Regions from separate parts of the Homo sapiens genome. Here region 2 is linked to region 1. Evidence: chromatin contacts called from ENCODE Hi-C or POLR2A ChIA-PET data. All regions are on one chromosome and are shown on one strand. Each heading gives the region's core, a stretch centred on a gene start or an enhancer-like site at or near the end of the contact. The rest is flanking DNA. Distances are from core to core; before and after follow the strand shown.

Region 1 (7,578 bases), core at 3,569-6,068:
CCATTTCTTTTTTCTATTCTGCTTTTCTCAAGAAGCAGTTCTATACCATCCCAGTCAAACTTGTATCCCTCCTTCTTGTAATTAATTACAGAACTTGCTGTTTTATTCATGTTCAGACTTAATTCTATAATATGCTATATTATATATTTAAATGTTTTAAGCATTCTGTTTCTCAAATAGATTATGACAGTTAAGTAGGCAAGACTTTCCTCAAATCAATTCTATATGCCCTATGGCACTTATCACAGCTATATACGAACAGTAGGTGCAAATACTTGTCAAACATTTATAAATGTCAATGTAAAAATATATGAGCATTTGTTTATTCACATTTTACATGCATTTTTCATTTTACAAAAAAGGGATTTACTAGAAACTTCTTTTAAGTAGTAGCTCCTCTATGTGGAAATGTTTTTAAGTGTTCATCTAGAAATATTAAATATTCATCAAAAGGCTGAGGTAGAGTTGGTGGGGAAAATGTTGAAGCTATTGGGTAAGTCATTAATTACAGATCAACAAGAAATGAGATTATGAAAAACAATCAATGACAAAAATCTCATTTACATCAACCTTTCAGAAATGCTTCCATTGTGTGACATGGCTCACTTTTTTTTTTTTTAGTGGGGGGTCTTACTCTGTTGCCCCAGCTGGAGTGCAGTGGTGCAATTATAGCTCACTGTGGCCTCGAACTCCTGGCCTCAAGTGATCCTCCTGTCTCAGTCTTCTGAGACTCTGGGATTACAGGCATGAGCAACTGGCAACCCACATTTAAAAAATATGTAATCTTTGTTCTCCTTTACACTTTATATGGCAATCTCCTCAGGGTAACTGATAGAGAATAAAGTTTATGTCTAGGTTCAGTTTTTGGCTCTACGCATCATTCAGTGTAAAATTGGGCTGGTTATTTAACCTCTCAGAACCCCCCTCATCCAAAAAATTAAGATAATACTTATCTGATAGGATGTTGTGGGAATTAAATGAGGTTGTGCATATAAAGTAGCTGGTGAAATATTTGCTGCCAGTAGGTGATCACTCAGTGGTGGGTGGTATGACTTTTTATTTAGGGAGAGAGAGTTGAGGGAAAAGGGTAGAAAAAGGTGAACCTGATGGTTTACTTAAGAGACATAGAGGGCTGGGCACAGTGGCTCATGCCTGTAATCCCAGCACTTTGGGAGGCTGAGGCAGGCGGATTGCTTGAGCCCAGGAGTTCGAGACCAGCCTGGGCAACATAGCGAGACTCCATCTCTATAACAATATAAAAAATTAGCTGGGCATGGTGACATGCACCTTTGGTCTCAGCTACTCAGGGGGCTGATGTGGAAAGGTCACCTGAGTCTGAGAAATAGAGGCTGCAGTGAGCCATGATGGTGCCACTGCACTCCAGCCTGAGTGATGAGGGTGAGACCCTGTGTCAAAAAAGAAGGAAAGAAAGAAAGGAAGGAAGAGAAGGAAAGAAAGAAAGAAAGAAAGAAAGAAAGAAAGAAAGAAAGAAAGAAAGAAAGAAAGAGAGACTTAGAGGTAGCCAGGGAAGACACCATATGCAGAGGTGGGTGATAGTGCAGAGTTGAAAGGGCAAGAAAGGGCATTTTGAATGATACAGATGATGCTAAAATGTTGGGAGGTATAGGGCAAGGATGGGCTACATTATGAACAATTATTTGCAGGTTCTTATTACACGGCATACGTTACATTTCCAAATTTAAGTTATAGACTAACATCTTTACTAGAATGGATTTTTAGTAGGTAATAAAATTAGTATTCTCAGGATTTCAGGTAATAGTGACAGAAAAGGGAATCAGGGAGAGGAGTTGAGAACAGAGGTGGCTTCTTGCTGCAATGTTGCTCTCTGTCCCTACTATACCCCACTCACAACTCTGTCAGGGACATATTGTTTCCTCCTCAAAGTTAGAGTGTGGCAACAAATTATAAGACTGGACAGTAGAACGACCTGGAAGAGAATTGGCAGAATAGAAGGATGGTGGATGATCAAAAGAGCGAAGCAGTGAGTTCATTCCTGGACACTGCCCACATGAAAATGGGATTTGGGAAAGGTTGGCTAAAAGAAGTGGTGACTGATCTTTGGAAGTATGGTGAGGACAGTGAGTCAGAGTTACTCACTTTATCAGCGCAGGGGACCATGTGGGTTACAGCTATCAGATCTTACTGTGGGTAAATCCAATAAAGAGCTCTGTTGCTAAAATTGAACAATTACAGTGTTTTTCTAATTTCCAGGAAAAATGGGTTTAAAGGTTTTCATTTTGTGAATTATTATTAATTTTTTGGTACTTCCTACCTTGTAAAAAAGTTGCAAATAAATTTAAAGAGAAAAACACAGACATATTATTTCTTAAAAACACATTATTTTTTGGCTGGACACAGTGGTTCACGCCTGTAATCCTGGCACTTTTGGAGGCCAAGTTGGGTGGATCACATGAGGTCAAGAGTTCGAGACCAGCCTGGTCAACATGGCAAAACCCCATCTGTACCTAAAATACAAAAATTAGCCAGGGGTGGTGGTGTGTGCTTGTAATCCCAGCTACTTGGGAAGGAGGCTGAGGCACAAAAATCGCTTGAACTCGGGAGGCGGAGGTTGCAGTGAGCCGAGATGGCACCACTGCACTCCAGCCTGGGTGACAGGTCGAGACTCTATCTCAAAAAAAAAGAACAACAACAACAACAAAAAGCCCCCATTTTTTTATTATGTGATTATGTGGAGATTTGCATAACCATAAAATTGCCAGATTTAGTGCTTGTAAAATTGTGTCAATTCCATATGGCAGAGTTAAATCTATCTGTATTTCATGATGCTCCACGTTGAGCACCATAATTTCTAGAGACTGCCACCTGAACTAGTTTGAAAACCAACATTACACCCCTGACTGCCTTTTGTTATTTCTCAGAGAAGGAATGTTATTAGCCTCAGTGGAACTCGCAGGGAAAGGCTTAGATAGAAAGTAATCTTAAAAAAAAAAAAAAAAAAGACCGAAGGAGAATTAAATAGGGTAAATTCAAGTGTAAGAAGGATAACATAATAGCTCCTGTTTCCTGAGTCCTTATTGTGTAACAGGATTTGTGCTAAGTATTTTCCAAAATTTTGTTTCATCTTTACATCCATCTGTGAGGTAAGTATTAATATCACCCACGTTAGACAGATGAAGAAAGGAAGGTCCGGAGACCTGTTCAAGGTCACACAGCAGGTAAGTGTTGGGTGACACTGAGATTCAAACTGAGGTTTTCCGACTGCAGTGATGATGACATTGTAATGCTTCTTTGTGTGTATGTGATTTTAAAAAACTGACATGAAGTGCACAGATCTTTTTGCATATGTATACACCCGGGTAACCATTAAGATATTGAATATTTCCAGCAAACCAGAAGGCTCTCTCCTGTCCCCTCTCAATCAATTCCCCTGTAAGTAATCACTACCTTGCCTCTAATACCATAGGTAGATGGGTTTTCATTAGATTAATCTAACTTTCTGGAGTTAACACCAAAAGATTCCATATGTCAGCCCTTCACCTTGCCATGTTAGCTGTATTATTCAAAGCTGCTCTAGCTCTGACTTTGCAAGCATTCACTGTAAAGAAGAGCTGTTGGATGGACATGTTCATATCCAGTTTCTTGTATTGTTCTGAAATTAATACTAATTTTTGAAAATCGAAGAAACTCCTGGATGAAGTGCTACAGGATGGGGCAGATTAAAGTGCTGTTATCAAACAAACCTCTCTACCTTGGAAGCGCCACAGACAGAGCTTCCTTGATTGATGTAATTTGGCGCATCTATTTCCAATCATGTCATCTGATTAAGAAGTTGGATGACCACGAAAGGTCATCTCAGTTTATGGAAGGGAAGGCGAGCCGGGCAGAGTTGGTAACGGTGATTGCTTCGCATCATCTTGCAGCACGCGATGATGTTTATGTCCCAAATACCTCCCACAGCCGACTTGCTGTTTTATGATAGGAGGGAAACAGTAGAGGGGAAGAAGATCTAGGTGGAGGGTGAAATATGACCTAACATCGTTCGACGAGGTATTAATGTGGTGGCTTTCCCGCCCTTGTCGACCAGCTCTTAAAACCACGCTACTTCTTAGTCAACCTGGCAGTGACAGAAGCAGCGCCACGACTTTACCTCAGGTTTGCAAGCTGTGGTTGGTGAATTTTCAGCCATTATTCTAAATAACAGTCTCGGTCTCCCCACAAACCCCACTGTTGTTTTGTTTTTCTTTCTCATTCTGATTCTCCCCACAGCCAACCGTGGCCTTTTGAAGTCGTCTACAAACTACCACTGAGAATCCGGGAAAGAATAACTGACACTTGTAGGCTTCGAGGACTCTCAGAGTGATATGTGCCTGAGGTGACCGAAGTGGGGGAGATCTAGGAGAGCATTCCGGTCATCAAAGCAGGAGGACAGGCCCTGAAATGGGCGCACGTGACAGCAGCAGCCACCTCGAGAGTGACATCACCCCTGAGGGCGGAGCCCAACTATGTAGGGCCTTGTCAGTTACCGAGCGTCCTCCCTGCTGCCCCTCCAAATGCCACCCACAAGTCCGAGCCCCCCGGGGATACGAGAAATGCCAGGACATCCCAGAGCGCCAGAGCCAGGGCCCCGTCTCTCCGCGCGGAGGAGGGCTGCGTCCCCACTCCCTCTTCCAGCCGTTCCCCACCCCCAAACTGTGGAAGGGGCGGGGGCGCGCGCGCTCCACCACGCACGCGCCCCCACGCACGCGCGCTCCCTCCGCGCTCGCGCCCCTCCCCACCCCAGCCCGGAGGGGGCGGGGCTGCGGGCGGCCTCAGAGGGTGCGACGCCCCCAGCGCGGCGGCGGCGCTAGCGAGCGGCCGGCGGGGCGCGGGTTGCTGGGCGCGCTGCTCCGGCGGGGCCCGCTGGCACAGCCGCCTCGCGCGAGCCGCCCGCCCGGCGGGGGAAGCTGCGAGCGCTCCGAGCGCCCGGCCTAGGGCCGCTGGCGCTGCCCTCCCGCCGCCACCGCCCTCCGCGCCTCCTTCGGGCGGCCCCGCCCCCATTCCCATCCCCCTCGCGCTCACCTCCCGGCTGTGCCGCGCGCTAGGCGGAGCGAGGCGCCCGCCGCCGCCGAGCCGAGCCGAGGGGCGAGAGCTGGCCCCCGAGCCGCCGCTGACAGGAGCACCGCCGCGGGCTGCGCTCGCCGGCTGCGAGGCCCCGCCGCGCCGTTCCGGGGTGCAGACTCGCCGCGGGGCGTTGGAGGACTGCGAGGTGCTCCGGGAATCGCGGGCGGCGCCGGCGGGCGGCGCGGTCCTCACAGGAGACCCCGGGGACTGGGGCTTGACCCGGAGGTGCAGAGAGCCCCTCAGAGCGGCAGGTAAGGGGCCCGGGGAGCAGGGCGAGGAAAGGTCGCTTCAGTGACAGGGTCGTTCGCCTCCACAGCCTCGGCTCCGGGGAGAGGGGCGGGGGCGAGCGGGGAGACGGCGAAATGGGCAGCGAAGTGCCTCGGTGTCCAAGGCGTGGGGAAGGCTGGCTCCGAATATGACACCAAGGCGGGCTTCAGAGGCGTGTGGGGTCGCCACTTGGCTGTCACCGAAGATGTCATGGAATTTGGTACCTAGAGCGTCTCTGGATGACGGGGACCAAGGATAAGATGCGAGGCGGATTGCTAAACGTGGCAGGGAATGTGGTGCAGAACGAGTTGCAAAATGTGCCCCCAGAATGCAGCATAAAAGTAGTTGCGAAATGTGCCAGGTAAGGCACAGGATGGGCTGGCCTCTGTGGCGTTGAAATTCATGGTCGAAGTGTTATTAGCGATATTAATAATTCCTCTGGGAAAGGAGGTGTAGCATAATAAAAGATTAATAAGGCTCATTGCTAGATATTTTGCCATAGGAAATCGGGAGGAGCTATGATAAGCTATTTTTTTTGAGGTAGAGAAAGTAACCACGTGAAAGAAAAAAAGCAAATTGTGTCTGGCTGTGAGATTGGAAAGAAAAAATAGGGCTAAAATAATTCCAGGTTTTGCCATCAGCGTGTAGAGCATTGGTACAATTGTATCCAGTCTTCATTTCCAGGTGTGGAATGTTTAGAATGGTCTTCACAAAACATAAACAATGATAATTAACATTAGGAAGAAGATTTGGTGTTTCGGGTGTCTTTCACTCTCTTCTCTGCTCCTCTCCAGGAAAAGAAACAAACAAAACCCCAAACGTCTTGACCATAATTATGAGTTAAAGATCATTAGGCAAAGGGAAGTATTTTTCGTATGTGCCCTTTTCCTGATTTTTACACAGGTGAAAATATCTGTAATGAGGAAAACAAAGCAGTGTGGTGAACAAAAGGGATAGATTTTCAGGCATTTTGAGGGGTTGGAGCCAGTATCTATCACAATGGTTAATTATAGAGAACGGCAGTACTAAAATATTCTTGTATGTTCTTGGTGTTGGGATGGTGAAATAAAAAAAAAAAAGAATACAGTAAATTGGCATAAAAAGCAACAACATGGATACTGTCAGTGGAGTGCTTCTTGCAGCATTTCCCAGGTAGATCCTCTTAGGGATGTGAGCACGAAATAAAACGTTAAACATTCTCTTTCTCCCTCTCTCTTGCTCCCCTCTGTATCTAGATATTTATTTATGTCTCTATATAGATATATGTGCATGTATATTATACATACATAAGAAATTACCAACATGCTGCAAAACATTGTGACTTCCATTTAAGAACATCTGTTTCGAGAGGATTGTCAGAACATAGCTGGAATTTCAGAAGTAACAAAAGACAACTCCATGATCTATTTAATGTAACTTATATGTATACATACAATGAGTGTGAATATACTATATAACAAAAGCAGAAATATGGAAATGTGTTCGTTAGAATGTACTTAATTATTGATGAGATTTTAATGTTTTATGTTATAATTCTTGTAAAGAAATTAAATTACATGTGTGAATGCTGTTCTCATTATAGTAATTTGCCAGATAATCTGAAAATTCATACTGATTGGCTTTCCCTTAGATCCAAATTCAGCCATTGAGGGATCATTTGCTTCAAAGACAAAAATAGATTTTCCTTGGTGATTGATTTTGGGTTTTAGTCTTTTCTGTAGATATGTCCCTTACCTTGAGAAGCTGTTGGGGCTGAAGAACAGAGGAAAGGGCCAGAGGAGAATAAAGAGAATTCTGTTGGGTCTTCCTGTTTTGTTCTGACTGTAAGCCATATGTACTGCCACCCCCTACTGTCTGTAGGAAGAGGTGTTACAGAGCCCGATTCTTTTCTTGTTATCACTGCCCCCTTGTGTAAGGGAAGAAATTGATAGTTGCGCTCGGGGAACCAGTCCTCTCAGATTGTTCTTGATAGAGTATTATGTAGATCTGTGAATCACCTATTTTCTTCAGAGTTGAAGGGCTTTAAACTTACTGTTAATCAGGCCTCAGATTTGGTGTCTATTTTAAATATAGGTAGCATTTGATGTTAGGAATTCAGATTGCTTAAGAATGTTTTTGGTACTTTCAGGAAGAGGGTGCAATACAATTACTACTACATTCTTCCCTTATTGTATGCAGGGGATTGGTTCCAGGACCCCCACATATGCCAAAATCCTTGCATGCTCAAAT
Region 2 (7,578 bases), core at 4,841-7,340, 580 kb after region 1:
AGCAGCTCCAGGCCCAGATGAACAGGTGTGTGTGCTGTGGTCAGGGCTGGGGGCTGGTCATGGGTAGCCCCTCCTAGTGGCTCAGACACATCACAGGGTGCCAGGTGGGTTTTAGAATGGGGCAGGCCATTTAGCTGCAGGTCTCCCCATACCTGTCATTAAGCACAATTCCCCCAATGACTTCCCCTAGCAAACTCTGGAACATGCCAAGGGAGCTTCTCGGGGGAGGGGCACAACCATGTGCAGAAACAAATTCCATAGGTCCTGGGAAAGGGAGTGTGTCCTGTGGATGGCAGGGCTATGGTGGCAGAGCGAGGGCTTAGAGGCAGAACAGTCCAGGTTCAAATTCTGGCTCTGTTCCCTACCAGCAAGAGTGTGGGCAAGTTACTAAACAGCTCTGAACCTAGTTTGCCCTTTTGTGAAATGGGGATAATTGGAACATCCACATCAAAGCATCTTGGGGACTGAATCTTGTATGCTTGGTGCCTGCTCACTGGTGTTGTTAAGAGTCAGGGGTGTACCAGGGGGATTCTGGGCCGGGGCTGTGGATCCCAGTAAGGAAATAGCTTCAGGTAGGCCCCAGGCCGCCATTCCATCTAGCAGGAACAGCACGCAGGCTACAAGATTGACAGCTGCCCTCAGGAACTACTTTTGCCAGCCCTGACCCTGACTGTGGGGTTCTGTCTGGCAGGCTGGAGTCCCGCGTGTCCTCAGACCTCAGCCGCATCTTGCAGCTCCTCCAGAAGCCCATGCCCCAGGGCCACGCCAGCTACATTCTGGAAGCCCCTGCCTCCAATGACCTGGCCTTGGTTCCTATAGCCTCGGAGACGACGAGTCCAGGGCCCAGGCTGCCCCAGGGCTTTCTGCCTCCTGCACAGGTAAGAGGTGAGGGGATTCCCAGGGGCTTACCTGCGAGCAGCTGCATGCCTTCCCTACCCTGACTTGTTCACAGTGCAGCATCAGGCCCAGAGCCTCTGTGGCCCCAGAGCAGCCAGGGCTTCTGCTTACCTCCTTTATGATCAGAGTCATGATAGGGTTAGCCTGGGCAAGGTGCTGGCAAAGCCCAGAATGTGACTCCAGAGCCTGCAGCTGGGGCCAGGGCAGCAGGACCCTGAGGTGTGGGAAGGGCAGGTACAATTTTTGCCTGATCCCATCCCTGAAATCAGGGTGGATTAACCCGCAGCCTGGCCTGGGGTGCATCCCTCTTTCTTGCTCCTCCCAGACCCCAAGCTATGGAGACTTGGATGACTGTAGTCCAAAGCACAGGAACTCCTCCCCCAGGATGCCTCACCTGGCTGTGGCAACGGACAAAACTCTGGCACCATCCTCAGAACAGGAACAGCCTGAGGGGCTCTGGCCACCCCTAGCCTCACCTCTACATCCCCTGGAAGTACAAGGACTCATCTGTGGTCCCTGCTTCTCCTCCCTCCCTGAACACCTTGGCTCTGTTCCCAAGCAGCTGGACTTCCAGAGACATGGCTCAGATCCTGGATTTGCAGGGAGTTGGGGCCACTGAACTCCAAGATAAAGACACCATGAGGGGACTGAAGGTGGGCAAGGTGAGAGTTAAGGATCTTGGGGAGGTGGCCGGGTGCAGTGGCTCGCCTGTAATCCCAGCACTTTGGGAGGCCGAGGCGGGCGGATCAGACCATCCTGGCTAACACGGTGAAACCCCACCTCTACTAAAATTAAAAAAGAAAAAAAATAGCCGGGCGTGGTGGCAGGCGCCTGTAATCCCAGCTACTGGGGAGGCTGAGGCAGGAGAATGGCATGAACCCGGGAGGTGGAGGTTGCAGGGAGCCGAGGCCGCACCACTGCACTCCAGCCTGGGTGACAGAGTGAGACTCCAACTCAAAAAAAAAAAAAAAAAAGATCTTGGGGAGGCAGACAGCCCCCCAGATGGGCCTCTCCTAAAGTAGCTACAAACTGCTGATCCAGGTGACCCAGGATGGCGTGGGTGAAGAAGCTCACGACTTTTCCCAGCCTCCTCCAGGGCTCCATTTAAACAGCAAGCCTGGTGCAGGGTGGGAGAGTCTCAGGTGTGGAGGCAGCTTACAGGATTGAGGGGGCAGTGAAGAAAGAGGTTTCTGATCTACATGAGTACCTTGCTCTGAGCCTCCCAGCTCAGAACCCTCCAGCACCTCATGGCTCAGCACCAAGGCCCGGGGTTGGTCAGAACTCTTACCATGAGCCTCTGACCTGGCTGGAGATGGAGGTATGTTCTGTGGCAGACATGTCAGGACAGTCCTCCAGCCCTCTGCTCCTGATGGTTCTGTGACATTGGGTCTCTTGAGGGCAGTGGAGTGTCACACAGCTAATAAAGTACACATTTCATGTTGGACTGGGTGTGTAACTTATCTGAAGGTCATTACGTCTTTGACTGTGCTGTGGCTTTCTCCAAACCCTTCTTGTAAGGAGCTGCAGACTTACCCTCCACCATATCCAGTGTGTTGGGGACCTGAAGGTGGTTCTGCTGGGCCCAGAGGCTCCTGGAGCCTGGGGCTGTTAGGCCGAGGTGAAGGGAAGCAGAGGCACTGGCTTGGTGGCCCTAGGGGATCATGACAACAGCCAACACTTCGGTAGCACTCGCCCCGTACCAGGCACTGTGCTGACAGCTCTGCAGATACTTGTTCATCTAATCCTCAAAACAACCCCAACGGGTTGGTATTATTATCCCCATTTTACAGATGTGGGATCAGTAGCAGAGAGACTAAGACACCCAAACATGAGGGGGATTTCTGAGGTGCAGGTACTGTTCTGTTTCCTGATCTAGGTGCTGGTTACAGGTGTTCAGGTTGCGAAAGAGTGTGCTTCTGTGTGTAAATTATACCTCAGTTAAAAAGAAAATAAAAATAAAAAAAGAGGCCAGGTGTAGTGGCTCATGCCTGTAATCCCAGGGCTTTGGGAGGAGGATGAGGCAGGAGGACTGCTTGAGGCCAGGAGTCCAAGGTTACAGTAAGCCGTGATTGCATCACTGAACTCACACCCTGGGCAAGGGAATAAGACCCTGTCTCAAAATGAAAATTTTAAAAATCATCCCCGTGCCCAACACGGGGCATTTGTATTGACCCATTTCTACCCAAATAGCAGCGATTTGAGAGCCACCACCATCTATTTTAAAAACACAAGAAACCCTTCTTTAACATCGTTCTTTTTTCTTTTCTCATAATTCCCACTTATTCCTCCCATAGTTTTATCCTACATGTAATTTATTGGTATGCTTCAAAGCCTAATATTGATCACCCTATCATATGTTTGCAACACAAATATGTATACAGGCTGGGTGCAGTGGCTCACTCATGCCTGTAATCCCAACACTTTGGGAGGCTGAGGCTGGAAGATTGCTTGAGCCAGGAATTCAAGACCAGCCTGGGCAGCATAGCTCAACCTGGTCTCTACAAAACAATTTTTTTTTAATTAGCCAAGCATTGTGATGCGCACCTGTAGTCCCAGGTACTACAGGGCTTGCTGGGAGGCTTGGGTGGGAGAGTCACTTGAACCTAAGAGGTCAAGACTGCAGTAAGCCATGTTCATGCAACTGTACTCCAGCCCGGGTAACAGAGCAAGACTCGGTCTCTTAAAAAAAAAAAAAAAAGTGGCTGGGCGCAGTGGCTCACACCTGTAATCCCAGCACTTTGGGAGGCTGAGGTGGGCAGATCACGAGGTCAGGAGATCAAGACCATCCTGGCTAACAGGGTGAAACCCCATCTCTACTAAAAATACAAAAAAAATAGCCAGGCGTGGTGGCAGGTGCCTGTAGTCCCAGCTACTCGGGAGGCTGAGGCAGGAGAATGGCGTGAACCCAGGAGGTGGAGCTTGTAGTGAGCCAAGATCGTGCCACTGCACTCCAGCGTGGGCAACAGAGCAAGACTCCGTTTCAAAAAAAAAGTAGGTCGGTCATGGGGTGGCTCATGCCTATAATCCCAGCATTTTGGGAGGCTGAGGTGGGAGGACCAGTTGAACCCAGCCTGGGCAACATAGCAAGATCTTGTCTCTACAAAAAATAAAGGAGGCAGGAGGATTGCTTGAGCCCGGGAGGTCAAGGCTGCAATAAGCACTGTTTGCCCCACTGCACCACCACCTGGATAACAGAGCAAGACCCTGCCTCAAAACGAATGTGTATAAATTAATTGACATTTTAAAATTAATTTTTGTAACCTTAATAAGGCTTTAAGGGTTACATCTATTAGTAGTACAGTTGTTCAAAACAACATAAATATATATTCAATTTTCTAATAAAAACTAAAATTTTATTGGAAATATACGTCATAAAAGAGAAAATTTCCTCCCCCCGTTAGTTCCTATATCTGTGGATAAATATCATTATTTTTTATTAGAATAAGACAAGGTACCGCGAATTTTGTACGTCTTTTTCTTTCCTTTTTAAATTTGTTTTTAAACTTTCCTCCTTACAGGGGATTTCCTTTAGCTGGGCATGGTGGCGGGCGCCTGTAATCCCAGCTACTCAGGAGGCTGAAGCAAGAGAATCACTTGAACCCTAAAGGCAGAGGTTGCAGTGAGCCGAGATAGTGCCACTGCACTACAGCCCGGGCGACAGAGTGAGACTCCATCTCAAAAATAAAATAAAATTAAAAAAAAAAGAGGATTTCTTGGCCAGATGCGGTGGCTCACGCCTGTAATCCCAACACTTTGGGAGGCCGAGGCTGGAAGATCATTTGAGGTCAGGAGTTCGACACCAGAATGGCCAACATGGTGAAACCCCATCTCTACTAAAAATACAAAAATTAGCTGGCTGTGGTGGTGCACCCCTGTAATCTCAGCTACTCGGGAGGCTGAAGCAGGAGAATCACTTGAACCTGGGAGGTGGAAAAATCATTTATCATTAAAAATTATATTTAGTGCCCAGAATGGTGGCTCAAGCCTGTAATCCCAGTACTTTAGGATGCTGATGTGGGAGGATCGCTTGAGCCCAGGAGTTCGAGATCAGCCTGGGCAACATGGAGAGATCTCATCTCTACAAATAATAATTTAAAAATAGCTAGGTGTGGTGGCAAATGTCTGTGGTTCCAGCTACTCCAGAGGCTAAAGTGGGGGAATCGTTTGAACCTAGGCAGTCCAGGCTACAGTGAGCCCTTATCACACCAGTGCACTCCAGCCTGGGTGACAGGGCAAGACCCTGTCTTTAAAAAAAAAAAAAAAAAGTATTTAATGTTATCATCCAACAATTCAATACAAACCTCCTTCAATTTTGATGAAAGCTGAGAATTGGAAATAATTTATATAAAGGTGTCATTTGGTCTCTGGCCCTTCCCCTTTTCCAACTCACAGGCACAGATACCTTTGGGGCTGGATTAGCATTTGCGTTGGGATCCACGGCGGGAAGGGTACAGGATGGGAACTGACAAAAACAGAGCCAAGCTGGTCGGGTCGGTGCCTACCCCAGAATTCGGGGACATTTCTAGATCCTGCAGGAAAGCGCGGGAGGGCCTGACTCAAGCTGGCCTGGCCCTGAGCGCATCTGCGCGCCCGAAGCCTGTCCCTGAGGCACGGAGAGAGCAGCTTTCGGGTTAAAAGGGCCCTGGGAAGAGATGGGGCGGGAAGGTGGTACCCGTTGGGCGCAGGCCAGGCTGCCAGGCCGCAGGGCTCTGTCCCGCGAAAGTCAGTAGGTCTTCCACTAAGGCAGAATTGTACTTTTACTCGACAGCGTGGAGAGGCCGCTCAGAACAGCAGCAGCGGAGGGGAAGTCAGCGCAGGTCACAGACGGTTTCACTCTCAGAGACTTGGCCTAGAACTTGGAGGCCCGCTGCTACAGCACGCTCGCCTCCAGGCCACCCACGCCCCCACCACCCGCACTGAGCCGTTATCTGCCTGACTGACATCTTGGCCAACCAATGACCTTTGGGGCTGCCAAAGCGCCTGCCTCCGAGAGTTGGGCGGGGCGAGTAGTTGCAATGACAAACATTTAACCCAATAGCGAGGAGATTTCAGACGCTACGGCCGCAATAACCAATGACAAGAAAGAATCCTTTCGAAAGGACGTGTCAGGCAACCAACGGCCGGTGCCGCTGCGGGGGTCCGGCGGCTTCCGTTCCGAGAGGGCGGGGCGGCGTCCCAAAACGGAAGGTGGTTGTCGTCCGTTCCCAAGCTGGTTTGAAACTAGGGGTCGGGCTCGGCCGTCGTCGTTGTTTGTCGCCGCATCCCCGCTTCCGGGTTAGGCCGTTCCTGCCCGCCCCCTCCTCTCCTCCCTTCGGACCCATAGATCTCAGGCTCGGCTCCCCGCCCGCCGCAGCCCACTGTTGACCCGGCCCGTACTGCGGCCCCGTGGCCACCATGTCCCTGCACGGCAAACGGAAGGAGATCTACAAGTATGAAGCGCCCTGGACAGTCTACGCGATGAACTGGAGTGTGCGGCCCGATAAGCGCTTTCGCTTGGCGCTGGGCAGCTTCGTGGAGGAGTACAACAACAAGGTGGGCCGGGCAGGGGCTCGGAACCCAGCTGGCGGGGAGCGGGCCCCGGGAGCGCCCTTTCCGGGCCGGAGCCCAGGCCTCAGAACCCTCTTGCGGACTCGCCCTAGGGCCACGGAGCGGTTCCTCTGTCTGGCCCTGTGCTGAAGGTTTCGTACTCGTTGTCTGTCTCCTTTAATCCAGGCAGCATTCTTGTGTAGTCGGCAGTGTAGTGGGGAAACTGAGGCACGGTTTTGTGACTTGCCTGGGTCAGGCAGCTATTTCGGGGTGGAAACAGGTCTTAAAACCGGGTTTACGCCCCAAAGATACTCCATTTATTCATCCCGTGCTCTCCACTCCTGCCGCATTGCTTTCGTTGGTGGGCGGGGAAGGGAAGAGAGAGTGATAGCTGTGAAGGAAAATGCAGGCGCTTCTATTGGTGGTCGTGCACTCCTGGCCACACTAGATTTCTATTAAGACGATCTATTGTACAAGCTTCCCCGCCCCCTACTCCCACCCCCCCCGGGTACTCATGGATCCTAGCCCTTCTGCCAGAATTACTGTTGCTCTTGCTTCCTGATATCCATTCTCTCTAAAGCAATCTCTTTGGAAATCTTGGCCTGTGGCATGATCCCGCCGTTGTTTCCTGAACACAGAAGGATGACAGGGCCTTATCTCTTGGCTTGTTTCGTGCTAGTACAGTTGTGTGACCTTTAGTAGTAAGTCTTGCTGGACATACATCAATTTGAGAATCCTTTATAGAAGCACGGTGTAGTAGGGGAGCTTTTAAACTGGCATTGCAACAAACTCATTTTTGAAAGTTGAATAAGTCAGTTGGAAGAATTTTCTTTCTTCCTTTTACTCAAAGTTGTGAATGATAGCGATCAGAGCAACTGAAAGCTGTGGCTAGTGATATTTAAAGCCACTACTCCTGCTTTATGCCATGAACATCAGATTTAAGAAGAGTAAAACTGGCCGGGCGCGGTGGCTCACGCCTGTAATCCCAGGACTTTGGGAGGCCGAGGCGGGCGGATTACCTGAGCTCAGGAGTTCGCGACCAGCCTGGGTAACACGGTGAAACCCCGTCTCTACTAAAATACAAAAAAAAAAAAAAAAAAAAAAAAAAAAAAAAAAAAAAAAGCCGGGCGTAGCTTAGTGCGCCTGTAGTCCCAG

Evidence for each region. A loop is a pair of places that touch in the nucleus more often than their neighbours do. ChIA-PET counts read pairs that join two places held with the same protein, here RNA polymerase II (POLR2A). Pooled maps may share reads with other maps.
Region 2: a map of B cell shows a loop between it and region 1 (21-fold over the local background). The contact joins the promoter of DCAF7 here to the promoter of TANC2 in region 1. A Hi-C loop is called at or near these places in 3 of 168 maps with a recorded cell type or tissue (B cell, CD4-positive, alpha-beta T cell and naive thymus-derived CD4-positive, alpha-beta T cell), 1 of 37 single-sample maps with no recorded cell type and 8 of 50 pooled maps. POLR2A ChIA-PET finds 5 or more read pairs at or near these places in 3 of 52 experiments (AG04449, activated CD8-positive, alpha-beta memory T cell and naive thymus-derived CD4-positive, alpha-beta T cell).

The regions. Positions count from the first base shown.
Region 1 is chr17:62,961,417-62,968,994 of GRCh38, forward strand. It overlaps TANC2 (tetratricopeptide repeat, ankyrin repeat and coiled-coil containing 2), which reads left to right and starts at 4,819. Exons shown (of 28, transcript NM_001394998.1): 1 at 4,819-5,333. RefSeq lists a silencer at 4,706-4,895.
Region 2 is chr17:63,544,387-63,551,964 of GRCh38, forward strand. It overlaps DCAF7 (DDB1 and CUL4 associated factor 7), which reads left to right and starts at 6,091. Exons shown (of 7, transcript NM_005828.5): 1 at 6,091-6,429. The coding sequence starts at 6,292. KCNH6 (potassium voltage-gated channel subfamily H member 6) reads left to right here. Exons shown (of 13, transcript NM_001278919.2): 11 at 1-25; 12 at 692-878; 13 at 1,223-2,341. The coding sequence ends at 1,516. RefSeq lists enhancers at 5,021-6,005, 5,305-5,694, 6,135-6,214 and silencers at 6,365-6,414, 6,435-6,584.